3 separate regions of the Mus musculus genome follow, and regions 1 and 3 are each linked to region 2. The links are chromatin loops, found by intact Hi-C in ENCODE. Cell type or tissue: heart. All regions are shown on one strand.

Region 1 (8,000 bases), 50 kb after region 2:
ATATAGGTGAACAAGGGAACAACTGAGTCACCAAGATTTTCCTATTTAGTAATTAGGACTTAATGTCTGTCAGCTTGTGAAATGGATGCCCCTTTCTGTCCTTGTTTACTTTCTGTTGCTGTGATAGACACCATTATCAAGAGTAACTTGACAAGGAAAGAGTTTATTTGGTTAATAGGTTACAGTCCCTCATATGGACAGATCTGGCAGGGGCTCTAGGCAGGAATCTGGAGGAAGGAACTAAAGCAAAGACCAAGGAGCACTGCTTACAGCCTTATGCCCAGGCTGGCATTCACCTGCGATTCTTCTACAGTTCAGAACCACACTGGGCTGGGCTGCCCACAGCAGTTACTAATCAAGACAGCGCCCTATAGATAAATTCACACGATAACTTTCTGCTGTTGTTCTGGTGTTTCAAGTTGAAAACCAAGATAAGTACCTGTGCTCTAGCCTACTGTGGGCCATAAAATGTGGTTCCTAAAACACCAGAGAGGAGTCTTCAGTCATAACAAAGAATGAAGCATCCTTCACTGAACATTCTTTATCATGGCCTTGGGCTATGTATTTTAAAATTTAGTATGTTTAATCCTAACAGAGGCCCTTCAAGTTTATTGTTGTCTCTCTAAGGATAAAATGTGTCTTTTGAGCTTTCAATTCAATGACTTCTTAAAGTTGATTTATCAACAAATTTGTCAAGAACTGTTGGAGATTGGTTCGAATGTTTTGATTCAATTGGGAATCTGTGTGTCCAAATGCTAAAGGTCTTTGTCTCCAATTTTTTTTTTTTGATCTATCAATAAAGATGCCAGCGGCCAAAGGCTGGGCAAAGGAAGATGGGGCAGGACCCTTAGAGTTGCTTGGGCTTGGGCACGGGGGCAGGGTAGAGAGAAAAGGGAGATTGCCATGAGTTGGGGAAGAAGGATGGGACACAGGAGAGAAAGCCAACTAGCCATGTGAGAATTCAGTTGAGTGGCCACTGGCCATTTCCCCATTTGGACCTGGGGTGGCAGGAGTACCCAGCCTTTGAGTACCCAGCCAAGGCATTTTAAAATTAACTGGTATGGTGTGTGTGTGTGTGTGTGTGTGTGTGTCTTCCATTAGAGAATCCAAGAGTTCCTGGGTGGGTGTGCTCAGCCTGCCAGGAGCCAAAGTGGTGTAGCCCAAACTCACTGCTACAAAGAACAGAGAGCATAGATGTACTAAATATTCCCAGGACCTATCCTAGTTCCTGGAACCACTGAACATCAGAGAGGTGTACAACATAAATGTGTTCGAGGTAGGAGGAAAAAGACCAAGAAAAGAGATTGAAATTCTTGGCAAGTTGGGAGCTACAACAAGTTACATAGTGGACCTTGACCTTCAACACTAAGACAGGAGAACCCTTTTCTCATCACTGTCTATAAGGCACCCCCAGGAAAGAAGCATGCATTCTTTATGTGCTCAGGGTGCTGCTAAATATGTGTTGAATAGAAATACACATCATGGAGCGATTACTAGATGCACAGTTGTACAATTTCTTATTACATAAGAAATGTCATGATTTCAGTGAAAACAACTCCCAAACATTCCCACATGGCAGTTTAAACTGGCATTGTCGTTCAGGTACAGGAAGACGGCTTTTACTTATGTCACTTGCACCCTGAGGAGGCATGGGCTGACTGATGGATTCAAGAAAGCAACTTGAAATGTTTGAGCTTGTCTCATTCTTAATTAGTTCTTATAGCACAATTAGGCATGTCTTCAAGGAAAAACCAGCAAAGAATGTTTTCTCAACATAGAGGCACTTAATAGCCAGGCATTGGCATGCATGCCTGTTGTCTCTGAACAGCAAGGAAAGGCAGGAGGATCATTGCCTTCTATCTCTGCATGGAAAGGCAAGGATCCTAAGTTTTAGGTCATTGTGGGCTACACACTGAGGACATGTGAAAAAGAAAAAAGCAACAAAGTATTAATGATTTCAACCTGACCCCAATAATGTAATATAGTATGGCACATGATTTTGAACTCAACATGGTAACTTAAATGCTAACATGTCTTCAGTAAATATCTTTGCTCACTATCTAGCCATCTATCTGTCTGTCTCTTTTTATTTATTTATTCGTTTTGAGACAGGGTCTTTCTATGGAGTCCTGGCTGTCCTGAAGTGTACTGTATAGACCAGGTCAGCCTCAGATTCAAAGAGATCTGTCTGCCTCTGCCTCTGAGTGTTGGGATTAAAGGTGTGGTTGCTCATTGGAACCTCTCTACTGAGGAATGAAACAATCAGATGTCATATAACATCTCCCCATTACATCTACTTCTGGGAAATACTATTATGGCTGTTTGGTCTAACCTAGGTCTACTTGGAACATACAAGATCTCCCATTCACTCCAATCCATAGTCCATGTTCCAAAAGTGTCAAGATTCAATGAGAAAATTGAAAGTAGTTTTTACAAATCACTAATTATGGCTAATTTAAGAAACTAAATAAAAAAATCCTATCCAAGATCACTTCTCTGATAAGAAAGGAAGGGTGGGTTAGAATAGGAATATAGTGTGTGGATAAAGAAGGCCAAATGAAGTCAGGTGTTTCCTCCTCCTCCTCCTCCTCCTCCTCCTCCTCCTCCTCCTCCTCCTCCTCCTCCTCCTTCTCTCTCTCTCTCTCCTCTCCTCTCAGTTGAAAGAAAGAATATTGTTGAAAGATTCTTAATGCTTTATACAACTGAAGCTACAAATGAAACCAAAGAAATTGAGGAAAGCCTTCCTAAGGCTCCCACAAGTTCTCTCTGCTGATAGCTCAGACACAGGCTGCTGGTCAACCATTCTGTCAGTAACAGTGCTTCCTCCCTGCAGATTTACCCACACTGAGACAGGGCATGCCTGACAAGGACTTACAGAAAAGACAGCTGCAGGTGATTTCCAGGGGAGCTGGCAATGTTCCAGACACATTCTGTATTAGAATGGTAGTCTTCTGGGTAGCCAGGGCTATTGAAGATGCCATCGCCCGTGTAGAAGGTTCCACCACAAGCTGAAAGTCAAAAGAAACAAAGGGGGTTTCAGAGCAAAGACAAAATGGAAGACACCACAAGACACAAGTGGAAGGGCATTAGAGCCAGTATCTAAAATGAAGGACAAAGCGCGTCCATTCCATATGAAGAAGCAACTGTGTCACGCACAGTAACAGAGGGAGGAGTCTGAAAACAGAAACCCAAGAACTCCACAGTATGGTGAGCTGGAGGGGACCCCTTTCTAAAAGGCTTTCTCCATGTGAACTAGAACTTTAGGAAGACTTGTTTTTAATCTTGTCCAGTATGCTCTTCAACCCTAGCCTGGAAGAGAAGGTAATTTTCTCTGGTTGCCATGTAAAAAGAAACTCTACAGCTTTTCCCTCTGCGGAGGGTAGTGAAACACACTGTTCTTCATCTTTCTACACATTGGCTGTAATTGCCCCACCTGGCCAAGAGCCGCAGGGCTGGATGGCACTCCTTTCCTTTCCTGCTTAGATGCCTCACTGCACAGTGGACATGCACAGCCAGACCTACCTGACCCCACCATCAAGCTCCCAAGACAAGAACAACCATGAGGCTGTACATCCATAAGAGCTTCTATCAAACTGGCAGTCATGGAGTGCCTTAGCACTTCATGTTTACATTGCTGTGACAGTAGAGAACAGGTCTCCCAGACAAATAAGGTTTAGCTAAGAGATGGCCAGGTTTACAGATGATTTTTCTCACTTCTATACCTCATGGTTGTCAGAATGTAGACATTGAATTATAAAGAAGGTACAGGGGAAATTTCAAGAATTAGCTCCCAACGTTAAATGAAAAGAGCCCCAAATAACAAGCCAAAGACTTCTACCACATGTCTGCTAACCCTGAGGTCATCTGTTAATGCTAATCCCTCCCACTCACCTGATGTTGATGCAGAGTAGATGGCATGGAAACCGTCAAAACCGTACACAGAATCAGAGACAAACCTCACTGTCAGGGCATTGCCAAATGATATGATGGGATGGGGCAGAGAGGTACCACAGTAACGGCCTAAAGGGTGAAGAGAACCACATGGAGGTGAGTGACAGCATGGCAGGGACGACACACAGTTTTTCCAGGTACATACAAGAAATCACAAGCATAGCAGGGCGTGGTGGCCGTGCACGCCTTTAATCCCAGCACTCGGGAGGCAGAGGCAGGCGAATTTCTGAGTTCGAGGCCAGCCTGGTCTACAAAATGAGTTCCAGGACAGTCAGAGCTATATAGAGAAACCCTGTCTCAAAAAACAAAACAAAACAAAACAAAACAAAACCAAGAAATCACAAGCAGAACCACTTACATTAGCCTTGTGTTTGAGACAATGCCTGACCACTAAGGATAAACCTCAAAAATAAGCATAGCCAGGATGATTCATAAACCCAATAGAAAGCAATAGGAGGACAGAGGAAAGTTGATGTGACCAGGCTCCAGATGATGGGCCAGGTTACATGGGTTCAATGCCTTGCTTGTCATTTACTAGCAACATAACCTGAGACAAGTACTGTGGGTGCTCTGTGACTTAGTTGCCCCATGTGAAGAGGAGGACATATTAGAAATAATTAAACCCATCTCATAAGGATGTAAAGACTGAGTTACCACTTATAAAATACTTAGAACAGTACTCCACAGGAGATAACTGGGTAGGAGTGTGCATTCTATAACACATCCTGTTCCAATGTGAATGGATTAATATCTTAAACATTACAATGAGGGGTTTGCCTGGGGCTTGTTCTTTGTCCACCATTCTCTCAGGCTCCATTCTCGGCACAGGAATAGCATTGAAACCTCCTCTGATGGCGCTTCCCTCTGCCAGGGAGACTTTTCCATGGTAAAGTCTCATGGAGAAAGCTTAAAGCATGTGAAGTTATTTTGTCTGAACCATCTCAAGAGCTATATCACACACTTTATCATGATGTCTAGCACACCAACTGGTGGACTTTTAATGAAGTCAATTAACTAATTTTCAAATGCTTTCCTCCCACTGGGGACAGAAGAAACATGTCCAGTGGAGTATAAGACATATTTTAAAGTACTCTCCAGAAGCTTCAGAAAGACTTTTGTCTAATGCCAAAACAGTCTTTGTCACACTACTGCCCCTGCCTCAGACTGTCATTTAGTATCTGCAACTTGCCTTTCAGAAACAAGTTAAAATACACAAATTGCATGTAGAAGATAAGTAAGTTGAATTTCATGAGCCCCACATTGTCCTGCTTTCCTACCCTCTGGTTATTCTTATGTGGTTTGAGGCTCTTCATGCTTATTGAAAACACTGTAACCTTGAATGTCAACACTGTGAATGTCTGTGTGCATGGCTGCACACTTGGGATGCACACGCACACACACACACACACACACACACACACACACACACACACTACGTGACAAGACTACAGATGAAATGACAAAATCTCCGGTACCTTGGACAGGTGCATCAGAGTCTCTGCCATCCAAAATTTCTACAAAGTCCCGTGTGCAATCTGTGCTGCTTTGCAGATGAAAGTGAGTAAAGGAGAGAGCAATATGATTGACTGTAGAAAAAAAAGAGAGAGAAGAGTGTTGGTTATTTAATAAAACACTGGCAAGCAGAACAGAGAGATTTTGCCCCTGGTACTCTGAGATGATGCCAAATCCCTTGCTTTCTGGCAGCTTTGCACAGGGGTGGGGTGAGTAAACAGAGCTAAGGGCTCAGCTTCGCGCTAAAGGGCTTCCTTTGAAGAGTAACAGAATCAATGCTTTTGAAAAATGCCTGCAGAATCCAAAATGCCAGGCATGGTAAATCAGGACTCTTGGGTAGGGTCATCCCAGGGACTTCTGGAGACATCTTATTGGAAAACATAGTTTTCGGCTTGCTTTGTTTTGTTTTGTTATGTTTTGCTCTATTTGTGTTGTTTGTTAGCCATTGTTGTGTTCCTCTGAGAAGCACTTTCTTAGGCTCTGAGTCCTTACATGTACTTGTACTAAGGCATATTTTCCCCCCTGGACATGGCTCCCAGCACACTCAAATTTATTTAGGGGTCGGAAGCAGTGCCCGAGAGCTTCTGAATCATCCATCAAGAAAGCTTTGAATCATGGAAGAACAGTCAGCGCCCAGATGGCAGTTTCCTCTTGTAGTCTTTACAGCGTTTCTAATCCTCAGAAAGGGATCTTTTCCTGTTGCTGTCCTTGTAGCGGTGAGATCTTTCATCTAGATGTTTTTGCAGATCATTAGAAAATAATCAGGAGGCACAAAACTGCTGAGCTCAATGCAGGGGGCTTCTTTATCTTGGCTTTGTTGGGGCTCCACCCTCTCCATGTACAAAGGCTAAGGATTACATTATCTGTCAGCTCCCACATTCCATGAATGGCCATAAAATACTATCAGTTTGTGAAAGTGTTAGATAATATTTAAGGCCAGCTTTTTTGAGAATTATTTTGTGCAGGGACCTGATTAGCCTAAGTGACTGTCCTGTTTTTACAAAGTCATTAATTAAAGAACAGAGAAGAGAACTTAATGGCTTTCACACGTTGTGTCTTAAATCACAACTTCTTCCTAGAGACCTGAAAGGAGGGGAGGGTTCAGATGAAACAGGACTCATAATGAGGCCTGGAATAGTCTGCTTGGAGCCATTCTGCCAGGCCTGTAAAGGCCATCTCATTTTCTCTGCCTGGAAAATGTGGAGGGACTATTGCCATGTCACATAGCAGAATTCTAAGATCCCCAAAAGAAGAAAGAGAAAATAAGCATTTATTGAGGGCCTCTAGGCATGCACTGATTTCATAAATATATCCATTGCAGGAGAGATCAGGTTTTACAATTAGTTTCCCTTTTAGTGATCAATAACTTGCAACCCTGCGTCCTCCAACAGTTAGGTATTTCTCCAATCTCTATCCTTATTCACATATTCATTCACCATCTACTTTACTTGTATTTGTACACTTTGTTTGTATGTATTTGTGCATTTCAGGCAGGTAAGTGTTCTAGTAACTGCATCCTCAGTCGTTTGTCTTTTTGTTGGTCTGTTGGTTTGTTGTTGCACAAAGCATCTCACTGATCCCAGAGTAGCCTCCAACTAGGTATGAATGGACGATGACCTTGTACTTCTGGTTCTCCTACCAGAAGTTGGAGCGACAAGCATGCAATACCATTAACTAAATGCGATTCATTTAGTTGTGGGGATAGAACCCAGGGCTTCAATAGTGATAGGTAGGTACTCAGTCCACTGAGCTCTCCCCAGCCCTTGGTTTGTTTGTTCATCAGAGACAAGATCTCCATATGTTACTCAGGCGAGCCTTGAATTGACTGTTGAGCCCAGGCTGGTCTCCAACTCAAAATCCTTCTGCCTTAGCCTGCAGGGTGCTAGAATCGCCACATCCAGACTTAACAATTCTTTTAGATGAATGCGAATCCTTTTAAAAGTGCTTTCGTACTAGGCCAGAAAGTGTCTGTTTCCATGCATCCCAGGAAGAAGCCAATTGTCAGTTGCTGCCACTGAGGAGGTTAAATGCAGTTCACAGCCTTACCTCTCAGAAGAGCCACTTTCCCCAGACTCCCCTCCTTTTGATTTTTGTTACTTACATGGAGGTTGAGCTTCAATTATCCAGGTACAGTTCTGGTTGTTTGGATAGTTGGCTGGGTACAGTGGAGAGGAGATGCTATCTGAAGAGTCAGTAATGATGTGGGCTCCGCACTCTGGGAAGCACAGACACACATGTCATACACTTTTGGTTCCTATCAACTATACCAAATAAAGACATTAGGTGTGTGAAAATGCAAATACATTCTTCTTATTTCCATAGCACATACCAAGGAAGCCGCAAAGAAGCCACCAGATAATGAGAAAACACTTTACATTTATAATGTCTTTCAATTATAAGAAGTGGGGACACACGGCATAGAACACCACAAACAGTTGTGAATTATCTGAATCATTCAACTCATACTCTGGCCTTGGTTCACTTACTCTGTTTGCTGATAAATTATAAGAGGGAATAATTTATTCATAGATGAGTTT
Region 2 (8,000 bases):
CCTTTTCTGGTTTCCTCTCCAAAAGTCCTCTATACCCTCCCCCCACCCTGCTCCCCAACCCACCCACTCCTGCTTCCTGGCCCTGGCATACCCCTGTACTAGGGCATATAATCTTCACAAGACCAAGGGCTTCTCCTCCCAATGATGGCCAACTAGGCCATCCTCTGCTACATATGCAACTAGAGACACAGCTCTGGAGGTACTGGTTAGTTCATATTGTTGTTCCTCCTATAGGGTTCTGATTTAAGCTATAAAATATACTTTAGGATAGCCACGGTATGTTCCAGGATCTGATCTACTTTACCTAGAACAGATTACTAGAGGGGCTAATATTTCAAGCTGATCTCCTTTAGTAGGTAAAAATTGAATGTAGAGAGGTTAGGGTTTTTCTAGTGCTCCGTCGCAGGCAGTAGTAGCATCACACCTGCATCCTGGGTACCTGAATTCTGGTACAGAGTTCTTCCCCTTTGGCCACATTCCTCCCTTTGTTGACCTGTGATTCATTCTGTCCGTGCTAAACATGTGTTTTCTGTATTTATGCCTTCCTCTCACCACAGCTCCAGAGTTTGACCTTGAAGCCACCTGACTCATTCTCTAACTGACTCATAAGCCAGGTGAAGGAAGACAGATAGTTGCCCCCATTGTCACTATGTTTGCTGTGATCAGCAGGAGGCCAGGATCCTGACATACATCATCCCAAGGAATGGGTGAGATCTCAGAGCCATCTGTGGGCTAATAAAGGATGCAAATTCACTCAATCCAGAAAAAAAAAATGTTCATCTTCTTATATAATTTCAGTTTCATGGATCCTGGAAGCTCAGTACAATAATTTCTAACTTCTCTTCTTTCAGGATCAGCCACCCATGTTTTGTTGACATTAATGGGATTATGAGAAAATTTTATGTTCTGGATGGATCCTAGATCCTGGGTGCTGGCTTTGCCCTTCCTTATTCTCACACTGAACAGAAATTCCACACAAAAGGGAGACTCACTTCATTATCTATTTACTAATTATCCACTCTGAATATTTCCCTGTACTTCTCTCTGCCAATGAGAAATACAAATGTAGCCAACACTCAAGGAGATGCTACACTAACTGTTGTGGCTTTTCAAAAATTAAAGCAGATGTTTATAAATTACTGCCAATTATATAATTTAAACAGCAAAGCTTCAAAAGGTATATTTAAAGATTTAGCTAATATAAAACTAGACAGAAATATTAAGGGCTACAGGGGTCTCCTCTTTGCATCTATTTACTTTGGAAAAGTGTTGCTCTCCAGGCAGACTGATGCTCTTGGAAATGAGTAGTCAGCCTGGTCCACAGAGCAGTTATCTTCTTATAGAAAAGATGGAGTGGCTTAAATGGATGAGATGAGAAAAGAAGGTGTATGCTTTTAGCCAAGTCTGACCTTTTGGTTTTTTATTATGTTTTAGCAAGTCTGTAATGAATGATTCCAGAATCCCTAAAACTACATTTATTACTTCTTCTTTTCATACCACATGAAACAACAAAACAAAGCTGAAAGCTACTTAGACTGGTCAGGACACTTAGTTGTTTGGGCTAAAATATCTTCATGAGACCCAATTAAAAATTATAATACCTGACCTCTCACCCAAAAGCACATGCAATCATTTGAATTATGTCTTGAGCATCTTCAAGTGGACAATGGCATTTATACAGATGGGAAAGTGGCAAAACTATTCGTATGAAGCACAGTGGTAGCCCAACACAAGAGAGCCTCTGTGCAAAATTGAAGCATTCAAAGGAAAGTGGGCTTTCCTTTTAAAATAGCCTTCTGTGTTTTACATGTCACTTCACATATACCATTCTAGTGAGGCCTCATTCTGTGTCCTATGAGACCTGCTTTCAAGTTATTGTCATGACAACTAAGAAAGGTAGGTGGCAAAAGGTCTTTATGATACAATTGTCAGAATTTATGAGGAGCTTATAAGAGATAAATGTCTGCCTGATAACTCCCTTCCAGAGCTGTTTTAAGGAGGCTGGAGAGATGGCTCAGCAGCCAAGATCTCTTGCTGCTCAGCCATAAGAACTCAAGAAGCAGACTTTGGATCCCAGCACTAACATGGTCCAGCTCACAGATACCCAATGACTGCATCTCCAAATCTCCAAATACCTTCTTCTTTCTCTGGCCTCTGTGGACATCTGCATACACATGTGCATATTTACTCACACAGGCACATGCATAGAGTCATCTGCACATGGATACATTAAATAAATCTTTCAAATAAATCCAGGAAAGCATAACACGGAAAACAAAATGTTTGAAATGTTCTTTGTTTTCAGGTCACAGGGATGAAGGTGAATAGACAGAGTGGAGTATGGAAATAAGAGCCCAGATGATTTATTGAGGCAAATTCCTCACATCCTTTCTGCATCTTCTCAGAGTATGGGGTTTGTTTGAGGATCCATTAGATCTCAGAACATTAATCACATCAATATTCAAGGAAAAGTCAAAACACTTTGCAGAGTCAAATAGAAATTATACGATTGAAGCAATTAGTGCAAACAGAGACCTGATTAGCTGCCTTTTATTTTAAATGATGGGTGTTCCTGTACTAATCTTAGGTAGATAATTATCTTTTCATGTACAGAGACCATGAGCTTGGCTCTTGTTTTTAGTTTATCCCCACTCTTAGTCATCCTGGCCATCTCACATGACTCTGAGACCACCATTTCCAGACCAAATGCCTTTTCAGCTATCTCCTAGATATCTCCGCTGAAGTGTCTGGCAGGCCTGCCAGATACAAATATGGCAAACTAAATACAACACTCTTTCTGGAAAATATAGACTAAGGTATCATTGGTCAACAAATTTCACATAAGACTTCATTCTCAACTTACATCCCCTAGTAGTGTCCCATCAAGCTTTGGATGCTACATCTGATACATTTTGCCTACTAAAGACCTTTGAGGGCTTTGGTATTTTCTATACCTCGATTTCCATGTGTGGCAGTCAAAGCCTTCTATCAAGACCTCTGTACTAAGTTCTTTTCCTAGGTATTGGGTTCTTGAAGCACTCCTTTTTTTTTTTTTTTTAACAGTCATAAAGTCAGTGCTTAGAATTCCCAAGACTCTTTACTGAAGAATAAATGGACCATAGCCAATGAGGCCTTCTGTTTGGGCCTCCTAGATGTTTATAGGAAGATCAACTGTGTTTATCTGGGGGCAGGAGTAATTTTTAAAAGCACAAAAGAAGAAGTCACCAGAAAAATACTTTCACATCTCATATGCTCACCTATTGTCTCCCGGAAAGATACTTTCCAACCTCTTGCTGTTTGAGAAGAATCTGTCTTGAATAGCAGGGTCAGGCTGTTATTGGTGCTCTTAATAACTTGTGGAAGTGTGGAACCACAGAACTTTCCAATAGATCGATTTCCAATGCTGGGACCATCGAAAACCTCCAGGTAATCATGTGAGCAAAGGTTGGAGGGAACAATCTCAAAATCATTGAACCTGTAAAGGGTACCCGGTTACTACTTATGTCTTATTTGTGCCCATTAAACCATATCTGAGGTTCTTATAAAAGAAGAATGCAAAAACCTGACAACACAGTACTCAAGCTTCTCTTGGAAGGGAATCTTGTAAATAAGGTATTACTGATGGACTGAAGCCAGTATGTTTTAGGTAGCTATTATAACTAAGAACTGTGGTAGAAACTGGGGATATAAAAATGAATAAGATACGGTTTTCTGCTTCAAGATAATCTGGGCCTATGTTCAACAGATTTCAATTTTTAGATATCACAATTCCATGTCTACATAATGTGCTTTGATCATATTTTTGATCCTCATCCATCCTCATTATTGTCTCTCACCCACTTCTCTCCTACTGAACCCCTTCCTGTTTCCATCAAGTCACCCTACTACCTCCATGCCCTGTTTTGATGTGTTCTACCACATTTAGAGCATGGATGGAGGTTAGCATTTTAACATTGGCAATTGTATCTTAAAGAAACCTGAACCCTTTCAGCATATCTTACCTGTCTATAGCTCCTAAAATCAAGTTTGACAAGATGGTCTATGTTATTACCTCAATAACATGCTAGATACTTTCAGTCTCTCCTAAAATATATTATTCCTTTTTTTTCTTGTATGATGAGTGACAGTATTGTTTGATTCTTTATAGGAAAAACGTTAAGAAAAGTGGAAGAAATTCTGGTTTCATATAGTTTGGTTGTGGTTCTTCCAGTCTCTTGTCTCTTTCTTCTAAAATGGTCACACAAACACTATAAGTAAGCCTTAGAGTTCATAAACCATAAGTCACAAATAGAGGACAGAGTAGGTATTGTCCCAGCTTGTCAAGCTTCTATGTAGAAAATTCTGTATTCTCATAAACTATTATCAGATTTCATATCACATGCTAGTAGTTTCAGGTATCAGTGAGATTGAAGAGATGGAAATAAACCATCTTAGGAGAAAGAAAACTAGCACTTTATATTTCTGGGTAATGGGGGCTGCATTTTCTTTATCAGTCTTGCTTGGAATAAGTAGAATTAGAGAGTTAATTTACAAGTGACATATCTGTAATGGTTTGAATATGTTTGGCACAGGGAGTGGCACAATTAGGAGATGTGGTCTTGTTGGTGTATGTGTGGTCTTGTTGGAGGGAGTGTATCAGTGTGGGGGTGGGCAATGAGACCCTCCTCCTAGCAGCCCATGAGTTAGTCTTCTCCTGGCTATCTTTTGATCAAGATGTAGAGCTCTCAGCTCCTTCTCCAGCACCATGTCGGTCTGGATGCTGCCATGCTGCATTATCCTTACCATGATGATAATGGACTGTTTGCCAGCACCAATTAAATGCTATCCTTTAAAAGAGTTGCCTTGGTCATGGTGTCTCTTTACAGCAATGGAAACCAAGGCAATATCACATAAAGCAACAATCTAGAGTTGCTTTGATTAACAAATAAAAATAAACTTTATGGGATTAAGTTTATCTTCAGGAGAAAAGAGGTGGTAAAAGTTATTTCGGACATTGGCTTTGGGAGACAGTAAATGAGAATCCAGATTTTTATTCTTCATTTAAATATGTGTTACCTTTGAGAAGATGTGAGACCTTTTGAGACACATATACAAGTACACATGTATATTTCTCCTGACAGTTTTAACAGTACAATAAAACATTCAAGTAAAGTGTTGAACGAAGCTTCTCATGTATAGGACATGTCTAACAAATGGCAACTCTTTGTTCTAACCCTTTATATCCTCTTTGGTTTTAAGAGGGGCTTGTAACTTGACAGCTATTGTAAGATGCCCCTTCACAACTGTTGAGAAATTACAAGGACTGTTTTAACTGGTGAAGCTTCTATTTTCACCCCAATCTCTACTGGAACAGGTGTAGGGTGTAGGCTTTACTGCCATGTGGGACCCCTCTGCTTTTCTCTAGATTCCAGCTAAGCCACCATGAGAACTCATAGTCTCTGTCAGCAAGGTAGCTTTCCTGTGAACAGAGCTGAAGGTGTTTTCTTAAGTAGCCCCACCCCCCTTTTTGGTATCACTTACCGAAGTAGTATCAATCTGTCGTTTCTAACTTGCAGACTGTAGACACAGTAGACATTGTTGGGGTAGTTGGTGTATGAGAAGGAAGGACTGTTAAGGACTCCATAGGTTCCACTGTAGATTCCACCACAGTCTGGAACAGAAGACAAGGGTACAGAGGGTGCTTATTACTCACAACATAGGCAAATCATTTGGGGATAATCTAAGCTATCGTTTACCGTCTCCTAACAGAACTCATATTGATTGTTTTTCAGATGACCTAAACCTCCTTCACTGTGTTTATAAATAAATTCGACTTCTCCAGGGAAGAGAAATGTAGAAGAATATTTTAAGGCACATGAAGGTAATAAATCTAAGACAAACAGTGTAAGAGCAACAAGAAGGAAGACTTCGTGTGTTGGGATGTGTCTGTCCCTTCACTCTAAGTCACAGGTTGACAGAGATATGACATGGCAAGAGGATGATCAAAGACAGCAGGCAGAACCCTACTTGTGCTCCCTTCATAGGGAAGATGGCTTGTGTTCAAGAAGCATGAGGAGTTTTGGTCCACTCTTTGCTCTAACTCCAGCCATTAACAGCCCTTTGCTATACCCCGTAATCAACAATTGTAATCACTATGATAATAATGTTCCAATATGACTACTAAGGTATTGTTTTTACATGGATTTTATCTAGGAAGGATCAGATATTCCCAACTTAGGCTGTTTTGCTTCTGAGCATGTTTATTTGTTTTATGATACTAAAATTATATGATGTTTGTACATTTTGATTATGTTTCTATGGTTACCAATGAACACACTCTACTAACATATCTCCAAGATTAGACAAATTTTGTGGCTGTTATTTAAGGCTTTTGCTTATTTGGTTTTGCCTCAACTCTGTCCATTTACTGGGCAAAATCTTTTCTGTGCCAAAAGTCCTTATGCATTCAGATCCCTGAATACAGCTCATGAATTAAATGTCAGCTTGCGTAGCAACTGCTCTATTTTACTTGAGGTTAATTACATGATTCTTCAATGTTTATCAGTGCCCAAACAACGTCCATCTCCACACATTGCCAAGATTTGAAGCCAGTAGTAATGATAATCTTAAAATAAGACTCAAAAAGGAATTGAACCATGTTCATACCAAAGGAAACTAAAGGCTAAAAGAGCAGAATATACATCAAGGGCTTAATTATACAAATTATTCAATTAGTTAATTAGTTAACTAAAAGAATAAAGCAAATCCTTTCTCTTCATCCAAGAGCATAAGAGAAGACGCATTTTATTCTGTTGATGCAGAAAAAAGTATCAGAGAATCATACTTTTTAGTAACTGAGGGTCAGGAACTAGACACCAGCTACTAAGAACAAATCATAAGACTCTTTTCATGGAGAAATACATGTTTGTATTCTCTGTAGATGGAAGAAGTACTTTATTTGAAGAGAAACTACTTTATTTCCTTCCGTTAGCCATTCATGTGGTTAAGCAAAGACAGAACAAATTCAGGGATGGTTTTATGTGCCTGTTTCACTGAAGTGACCATGTAGGATAAGGTTCTGTCACAAAATCAATCTCAATTCTCTGTTTTATGTTCATAGGGTAATTTTAGCCAAATTTCAGGGGGAAATGTCAATTTTTATTTTATTTTTAAAAAATATATTTTAAAATGTATGCACATATGTATATGTCTTCTGGTCTCTGTATTATATGCATATAATACTCACAGAGGAATGAAAAGGGCATTTAAGCTGCCATGTGAGTGGTGGAACCCAAACCCAGGTCCCCTGAAAGAGAGCAGTGAGTGCTTTTAGCCACAGAGTCATCTCTGCAGCCTCCAACTGTTTATTTTAAAGAAAAATACCTACTTTTGTACCATGTGCCTAGTTAATCATATTTAGCCTTAATGTTTCTTAACCTTCAAGTTGGTGACATATGATGAATAATAACAAAAACTGCATATGTTTGTTACACAATGCAAGAAAATTCCAAAGGACAGCAGCACGGTTACTCACTGGCGACTCTGTAGGAAATCTTGAACCCAAAGTCTGTGATATATGCGTCAGAATAGAAGTTGAGCATCACTGGGCCATCTATGGTGAGGGGACGCAAGGTTTCAGAACCACATATGGTCACGAGAGGAGTGGAAGAGAGGTTGTGACCTTTGATGATATGCAAGCCATCGTAATCGCAGGTTCCCGAGACAGCTGAGCGATCTACATAGAGTACACAACAACTGGCGTCAGAGCAGAAATGCAGACAAAATACTATGATTCTGTAACTGATCCAGAAACTACAAACACAATTAGGAAATGCTTTTCTATGTGTAACTTCAGCTCCACATGAAGTATTTCTCCAAGAGACAAAACATGGGCAGACAAGAGAAAGCAGACAGAATTCCATAATAGTAAATTCAGTTGTTACCCAGAATTCCGTTTCTGTATAGAACCATTCTGTTTACCCAGGAATTATCAACCAGAGGCAGCTTGTCTCCCAGGGGAT
Region 3 (8,000 bases), 140 kb after region 2:
TCACAACCAGCTGTATATCCAGTCTCAAGGAACCTGACAGTTCTTTTGGTCTCTGAGAGCATGGCATACATATGCTGTGCCCAGACATTCATGTATGCAAAGAGTCCATTCGTGTAAAATAATAAGATAATTTTAAAAATAGATAGGGATGAGAACATGATTCAGTCAATAAAGTGCTCGTTGTATATGCTTGCATTCTGTTCTCAAGCACCCACGAAGCTGGGTACAACAGTGTGTGTCTGCAATGCCAGCCCTGGGCGTGGGGGCTGAAAGCACAGAGCTAGATGGCTCCCTAGAGCTCACTGGCCAGCAAATCCAGCTGGATCGTAGAGTTCAATGTTCAGTGAGGGACTCTGTCTCAATAAGGTGGAAAGGAAATGAAGAAGAGATAAAACACCAACACCCTGGCCTCTATCATCACATGGTGTACACACATGCATACACACACAGACACATACACACAGAAACACACACACACATACACAAGCAGAAGTTTCCTTACCAACTTGATAGTCAGCTCTGAAACTAGCCTTCTGGACTAAAGCGTCTATTCTCAGTCTGATCCAGACATTATTAGAAATTGATCTAATGGGGAACAAGGTTTCATTGCCACAGATCTTTCGAAGCAGGCTCTCATGGTCTCCAACCTAAGCAGAAAATTAAAGAAAGATTTGTATTGCTAATTAGAAAGTCACTTTGGTAGATGTAGTAGTGTTTGGAGACTGGTCAATAGCACAAGCAAAACAAATACAAGTTTAATTTAGTAGTGTGTATATTATATTTAGAAGTAGTCAGTGGGTCCGTTTTAATACAAACAACTGGTATCAAATGTTGATGACAATCTTAAGTCAATACAGCCTGTAACTATGTGATTCTTAAAATGTCTTAATTTCCATAACATCAACGAGGCCATAAATCTGTAACTGCAGACAATTTGCCCAATCAACAAAAACCAAAAATACAGCATATCAAGAAATGAAAGTTTAAGTGAATTTGCAATCCAAGGAATAAACTCAGTTCATTACCAAAAACATTTTAAAATGATAGGAAGGTCATCGAACAAGGGAGAAGAGGAAGAGGAGGAGGAGGAGAGAGAGAAAGGGAGAGAGAGAGAGAGAGAGAGAGAGAGAGAGAGAGAGAGAGAGGAAAGAGAGAAGGGCGAGAGAGAATCTGCTAAAAACAGAATAAAACCATTAAAAATTAAAAGCTAAGATTTAAACCTCATTATTAAAATAGAAAGTAGAATCATAAATGTACTGAAGAACAGATTTTTAAAGGAGAGTTGGGAATGGGGATACCAAAGGCAAATTTTAGACAAATCTAATAAGAAAATTAAAATATATGCCTGCTAAGTATACAAAATAAAAAAATTTATAAACAAGTCACAAACACACAGTCTAAGAAACATGCAATTAATTAAATGCAATCCTGTATACAATTGTTTGTCTATGTATTTGAATGCTCAAGATAAACTATTTTAATAAAATTATATAAATCAGTAAAAGGATGTGAAGAAGAGGAAAACGGGAATGACTGCTCCATGGATAAAACAGAGGATTGCTGGGTAGCTTCTCCGCCTGCTTCCCCTGAGAGGGAAGCACTCAGAGAGAATAGTGTGCATTTGCTAAGTCTTCTGCCCTTTTAAGAACTAGATAATTCCCCATGTATAAGGCCTCAAGCACGGCACAATTCTCTACTATCAAATCCCAACATAAGTAAAATTAAAACCATGAATCAATTTCCCTTACTTATATATATACAGAATCCTAAACAAAGTTCTAGAAAACTAAATGTGCACACTATTGCTAGCCTAATATACCAAACAACATAATAGCTCAAGTGATAAAACACCTGTTGGCATTCCTGATTGATTAAAACCTAATGGACAGGTTCGGTGGGTAAAGGCCAAAGCTGATGGCTGGAGATGGACCCCCAGGACTGATATGGTAGATGGAGAAAACTGATTTCTGTAAGTTGTTCTCTGGTTCCCACCTGTCTGCCATAGTACAACTCCTACCACCGTCACAATGAAACAAATAAATAAATACATGTAATGAATATTAAAGCAAGAGTATGGAAGAGAGAAGAGAAACAAACTATTCCAATACAATCAATTGGTTTAAGGCAACACTCCACACCTTTCAGTTCAGTGGCCACGACCTGTGTGAGTGGGCCCCTTATGTCCCCATCTGTCACAAGCTCGCTGCCTTCATAATCTTAACAAGTTATTCCATCTAAGCCTAGCTAATGAGATGGGAAGGAATATGTGAGACGGCAGTGAAATTTCCCAAGATTTCTGGTAATAAAATATTGACTTGAGAAGAGCTCTTGATATTTCTGACATTTGAAAAGGTGAAACACTAGAGACTCTCCACAGCTGAGAATTGTTTAAAGAGTATACATGAGACTCTAGCTTCATAAAATTATTCTAGAGGGCAGAGTAGCCCCAATATTAATCTACTCTCAATTAGCATTATCAAGGTATTGCTAACTAAGCAGCCCTGTGCTGCTAGGAGCCCCGTGGGACCGTCAGTGCTCACAGAAACTCGTGAGCAGGTCTCAGTCCTGTCACTTAACACTGCGGCTCAGTGAGTACCACAATTAGGAATCTGGGAAACTTTATTTTTGTTTTTGTTTGGTTTTATCTATTATTCTGATGTTGGTGGAGCATGACTAGTATAGAGCGGGGCATTGGTGGCACATGACTTTAATCCCAGCCCTTGGGAGGCAGAAACAGGAGCATCTCCACATTTGTGATGGTCTATATAAACCGAGTTCCACCATAGCCAGGTCTACACAGGAAAACCCTGTCTTCAAACAAACAAGAATCACCTCATTAGAGAGTCTGACATGTGATGGTCATTCCCAAGGGTTCCCTGACACCCTGTGTGATTTTCACTCATTGCTCTGAAGCACAAAATGTTGTCCATGTTTAGGTATTAAACAAGGTACTTTTGGGAATTTTAAATATTCATGGTTTTCCAGGACAATCAGTGGAACACAAGTGAAAAAAAAAATACTGTTTTCATCAGTGTACATTTATTGTGGAGAAATCCTGGCAGTTTTGGGGGAAGAACAGCTGACTGTGTTTTATCTCAAGCTGGGGCTTGCCCAGGTCTCTCACATATTGGAATAAATGTTATTTATTTTGTTGACTTAAGTTTACTCATAACAATGTTTTAATACAGTGCATGGAAATCTATATAGATGAACTTCATTTCAAAATAGTAAAATAATGACACACAGCAATCTGATAGTAGAAAAGTGCTCTGAACACTTGCAGGAAATTATGGAGTGCTCTAAGACGGATACATGCAAAGAATTATGGAATACTCAGGAGACATGTCTTTAGTCCAAGGTCATTAAGAATTATTTAGGTTAAAGGCAGTAGCTAGTAAGGGAAAGATTGGTGGGATATTGTGACATTGTTCCTCTCATCCAAAACTAGTAGAAGTACAAAGTTCAAGAAGGATGCTTGTCAGTAATATATTATGGGCATTAAACCTATAAGAGCGTCTAAGATGCAGACAGACTTGCATGTGGATCCATACGCAAGGATGTTCTGCAAAGGTAAGAACGGAAGCTATTTTAAAAGGTCAGCCATGTGAGAGAATCGCATGCCACTCCACTGAGTCAGGCTCATACCAGTTCCTTAGTCTAAGCTCTTGACATCTGCAACACGAATTTCTTATTCTTAAGTCAAGTTATGCTACTTGACTGAAAAGCAAGTTTCAGAGGGACAAGAAAGTGTCCCTTTAGTATCTCACAAAACCAAACCAAACCAAACCAAACCAAACCAAACCAAACCAAACCAAACCAAACCAAACCAGACCAGACCAAACCAAACCAAACCAAAAGACAAGCAAAACAAAGCCTGTAAACAGGCATTTATAGCATTTGATACATTCCTGTTGATCAATTAACGTGAGAGTGCACAATCTTCAATTCAGTCTTTAACAGAGGCAGCATACATACTGCTGCTCCCGAAGACTAGAACACAGGAAACTCGAGTAATATGGTACCCTGCTCTCATCCCCTGGGTTCTATTTGCTTCTTCTACAATCATTGTCTCTCATTTCTATTAGTCCATTAGAAGATGACAAGAAGGAAGAAAAACAGCCAGGCAGCATTGGAGCTAGGTGAAGTGGCCGGTCCCCTGGGTCCTGATTAATGAAGCTCAAGGACGTTAGCAAGGGAATGCAGCTGCCATCCAGATGTTATGAGAGAGGCTTTCAGGCCTCAAGGGCACTAGTCCTGGAAGGTACAATTGATTTTGGCTGTATTTCTCTTTGTGGAAGGAAACCTTATTAATTCTGAAAGCCTGTATTCTCTCTGGACCTCAGGCACAGCAGTACTTTAACCATCACATTTTAAAGAGAGATACTGGAATAAAATTTATCAACTGCTTGAACTGATCCCAAATTCACTTGTACTTAATGACTAAGCACTTGTAAATTTGTACTCTCACCCAAAAGAAATCTCTTTTCTTTGTGCTTGGAAGCTAGAATAGACTATCTCATACTTCGTAATTACTGACTGCTTTTATGTGAGAGGATTGAATATCTATTCTCTGTCATGTGACTTGCCATGCCTCCCGATGGAACATGAACACTTATCCTTCCCATTGACTATGGGCTTTGCCACAGCAATTGCTCAGCCTTGAGGAATGTGAGTAGCCGTGATGAACCTGTGTACATAGAGGCCTTGACTGTCAGTGGGTGACTCAAACATTCTTTGCTTTTCCTCTTGAGAAATCAGGAGTCTGGGTCCTACAAAGCCAAAGCCATATCAACAGAGCCTCAAGCAGAACAGATTCCAAAACAACATGTTGACAGGGGTAGGAAATAAACACACAAATGAACCATGAGGTGGATTTTGCTTGTTATCACTTTTGATTTGCCTGGGGAACATTATTAATTGCTTACCATAAAACAACCTAGAGAAAGATAACTAATATTGAAACCGGGTTTGTAGTAACCAAGTTTCCCTTCTTTTAAGAAGTCATGGATATCACACAATGGTCCCTTGCAGAGGGAGTACAGTAAATTCACCAATTTGGTGGTCACATTTGCAAAGGAACTACAGGTCCTGGTGCAAAACACCAGTGTTGTGTGAACGAGGCTCGGGTTTCTCCAGGATTTAGTTTGTTTCACTGTATAAGTGTGGGTGCTTGTGTTTGTACAGGTGCACATTTATGTTAGGGTACACACGTGTGTGAGGGGGCACACACATGTAGAAGCCAAGGGGCCCTTAGTGTGTCATCCTGAAAAAATGCCATCTGCCTCCTTTGAGACGAAGTTTCTAATTGGCCTGGAGCTCACAAACTGCGATAGTCTGGATGACCTTAGGGAGCCTCCTGTCCTAAATATCCCAGGCACTGGGATTACAAACATGTTCCTGCACATGGGTTAGGAATTAAACTCAGGCCCTCGTGCTTGCAAGGTTAGTTCCTTAGCAAGTGAGCACTGCTGACTGTCTCTCTAGGATTTATTTATTCATTTTGTAAATGCTGAGTATTACAAACCCAGAGCCCCAGGATATAACGAATAACTCAGGCTTATGAAGTATTGCAAATGGCATTTAGAGGTTGAACTAGCTCCTAAAGAAAAAGTACTCATTAAACCCTGAGTTCTTGTAAAGGAACTATTTCCTGTACAGATAGCTAAGATTAACTGGGCTGCAAAACACAGTTCACACGAAATTTTAAATGTGAACTGCAGAGCTGAGTGAGCAAGAGGCTTTGACATGTGGAATAGATCAGGTCTCAAAGCCTTGGCTTAATGCTCGCATGTGTCTTTCTGTGTGCTAACTACCCAGATTTGTTTTTACACTCCAGACTCTAAAATCCATTTAAGTATGAAATCTTAACTCAAAGCAAATCAAATATTCTGAGACAAGGAGGTTTGGACGATACCAGGGTGGAAAAGAGAGCCTGGCCGTATGGTAACGTTCAATGTATGAACTGTGAAGTCATACTCCCTGTGAATTGAATTGCAGGCTGACGGATAACACAATAGCAGAGAGACCTGATCTTAGACACTGTGTTAGGCTAATCGGGGCAAGAGAGGAAAGGACTGTAGCATCACCCCAAATGAGAGAATAGCATGCAGGGGATAGATGATGAGAGATAACAGGCAGTGTCTGAGTAATAATGATATTACTTGATTTTTAAATGAACTTTTTAAGATCAAGAAAATGTGATCTATTTTTTTTTCCAGAAGTATCTTCTCTCCTGATTACAAGCTCAGCATGCAATCCTCTCTCTTCTCCTTCCCATTCTCATCGTGGATGTGCTGTCGTGGCCACTCACTGGGGTGGGCACAATGCTAAGAGACTGATAATAACCTCAGGCTCTCAGAAGACACCCCAACCTCTTCATCTCTTTATCGTTATATATGGAGACAAGAGCTTAGCACTTCCCTTACTGGTTTCTTTCTGTCTTTGTGATTCTAGTCACATTAGTCTGGTTTTATGTTTGTTTGGATTTTATTTCTTTTGTTTTGGCTTTGGTTTATCCTATGTCTACCTTATTCAGCCTCTGGGACTGTGTTGGCCACTGTACCTGGCACCCTTGGTTTTTTGTTTGTTTGTTTGTTTGTTTGTTTGTTTGTTTTAATATTTCTGTTGCCAACTGCTCAACCATATACCCACTAAGTACTGTCCCCAGGGGAGCCATTTCCAACCAGTCATAATAGGATTCAAGTCAAGAGCTCTATACATTTCTTTCATAGTATATTTCTCACATGTATAATACATTTTTAATTTTTTATCATAAATATAAGATTATTTCCATGTCTGTGGGGAGTGGAGGAGGCCCGGGTGAGTAAAGTTCTGAGTGATTGTGTGGTGTTGATATGGAAGTGGCCATGCCAAGGACCTTAGCCTCAGACCCACGAGAAAATATCAAAGCTTTCCCCTGGGATGAGGCTCAAAGCCTTCCTATGCCCTGTGTGCAGATGTTGACAGTGTGGGGGGGAAACGTTCACCATCCCTTTCTCCCTGTGGACATCTATGGCCTGAAGACTCCTCTCCTATGGTGATTGCTCCTACTGAAGCCAGCTAAACCCGTCTCCTTGTTCATTTATATACAATAGTTCCATTTCCTTGTTTGTCTGTAAGTAGTATTCCAGCTTCTTGTTAAGCTGTATGCAAGAACCCTGCCTCTCCACCCAACTGAATATAATTAGTAAGCTAAGCTTCTGGGGTGCTGCAGGTTCTCCATCAGAGAGTACCATCCCAGCTCTTCTGTCTGTCTGTGTGTCTGCTTTCTTTCATTCTTTTTCCACCCTAGTCAGGGCTGTTTTCTGAAGTTGTGCAAGGATGCATCACATTTCTAAGAAGGAAGATCTTTCCCAGAAACACCTCTGTTTGGCTAGAAGGCATACCACACCAGTCTGTCACCCTCTCCTGTAATGCTTCTTTTACAGTTCCCTGAGTGAAATGCAGGTTCTAGGGAAAATATAAATGGGGTATGAAATCATTTCCCTCTATAGCCTACTTCCAAGCCTTGGCCTTAATGTCATATACTTTAGATATTCTTAGTCAATCCCAGATTCGCATTTTCTGGAATAAAAATTTGAACTTTTATTATTACCTTCTGTGTCCTTCATTCACAGTAGTTTTGATGGCTTGAGCCACTTATAAAATATTAATGAGTCACTGCCTTCTATTATGGAAAGATGACTTTTGTCACATCTATAATACTGTTCTATACAATTTAAAAGATTTCTTAGGCAAGAACAAATGAACTAAAAATTAATCTCTCTTTGACCTCATCATTCTTTAGCCATATTACACTGACCATGGGCAAAATGTAATTTTAGAAGGAGAAACTTAAGTGGAGGGGTGTGTGTGTGTGTGTGTGTGTGTGTGTGTGTGTGTGCATGTATATGTGTCTGTCTGTGAATGAATATGTGTGTGCATGTGTGAGTTTATACATGAATATGTGTGAATGGGTGGTTTTGTTTAAGATAGCAATCTTCTATAATTTTCATCAATAC

Evidence for each region. Peaks named below come from ENCODE experiments on the same cell type or tissue, not always from the same donor. Only the 100,000 strongest peaks of a DNase experiment are listed, where the experiment ranks them.
Region 1: it touches region 2 in a loop (1.9-fold over the local background); 3 of 42 quality-filtered maps call a loop at or near these places.
Region 3: it touches region 2 in a loop (2.2-fold over the local background); 2 of 42 quality-filtered maps call a loop at or near these places.

What each region holds. Positions count from the first base shown.
Region 1 is chr2:13,352,693-13,360,692 of GRCm38, forward strand. Cubn (cubilin (intrinsic factor-cobalamin receptor)) reads right to left here. Exons shown (of 67, transcript NM_001081084.2): 33 at 7,565-7,678; 34 at 5,427-5,537; 35 at 3,892-4,020; 36 at 2,876-3,008. Among named protein-coding and RNA genes, the nearest start is that of Gm13270, 85 kb to the left of the region's middle. In heart, no CTCF peak of the experiment used is centred here; no DNase peak of the experiment used is centred here; H3K27ac peaks cover 454 bases.
Region 2 is chr2:13,303,002-13,311,001 of GRCm38, forward strand. Cubn (cubilin (intrinsic factor-cobalamin receptor)) reads right to left here. Exons shown (of 67, transcript NM_001081084.2): 57 at 7,514-7,714; 58 at 5,521-5,650; 59 at 3,258-3,475. It overlaps Gm13270 (a long non-coding RNA gene), which reads left to right. Exons shown (of 3, transcript XR_865976.2): 3 at 5,772-6,274. Among named protein-coding and RNA genes, the nearest start is that of Gm13270, 35 kb to the left of the region's middle. In heart, no CTCF peak of the experiment used is centred here; no DNase peak of the experiment used is centred here.
Region 3 is chr2:13,446,444-13,454,443 of GRCm38, forward strand. Cubn (cubilin (intrinsic factor-cobalamin receptor)) reads right to left here. Exons shown (of 67, transcript NM_001081084.2): 18 at 503-647. Among named protein-coding and RNA genes, the nearest start is that of Cubn, 41 kb to the right of the region's middle. In heart, no CTCF peak of the experiment used is centred here; a DNase peak (open chromatin) is centred at 4,668.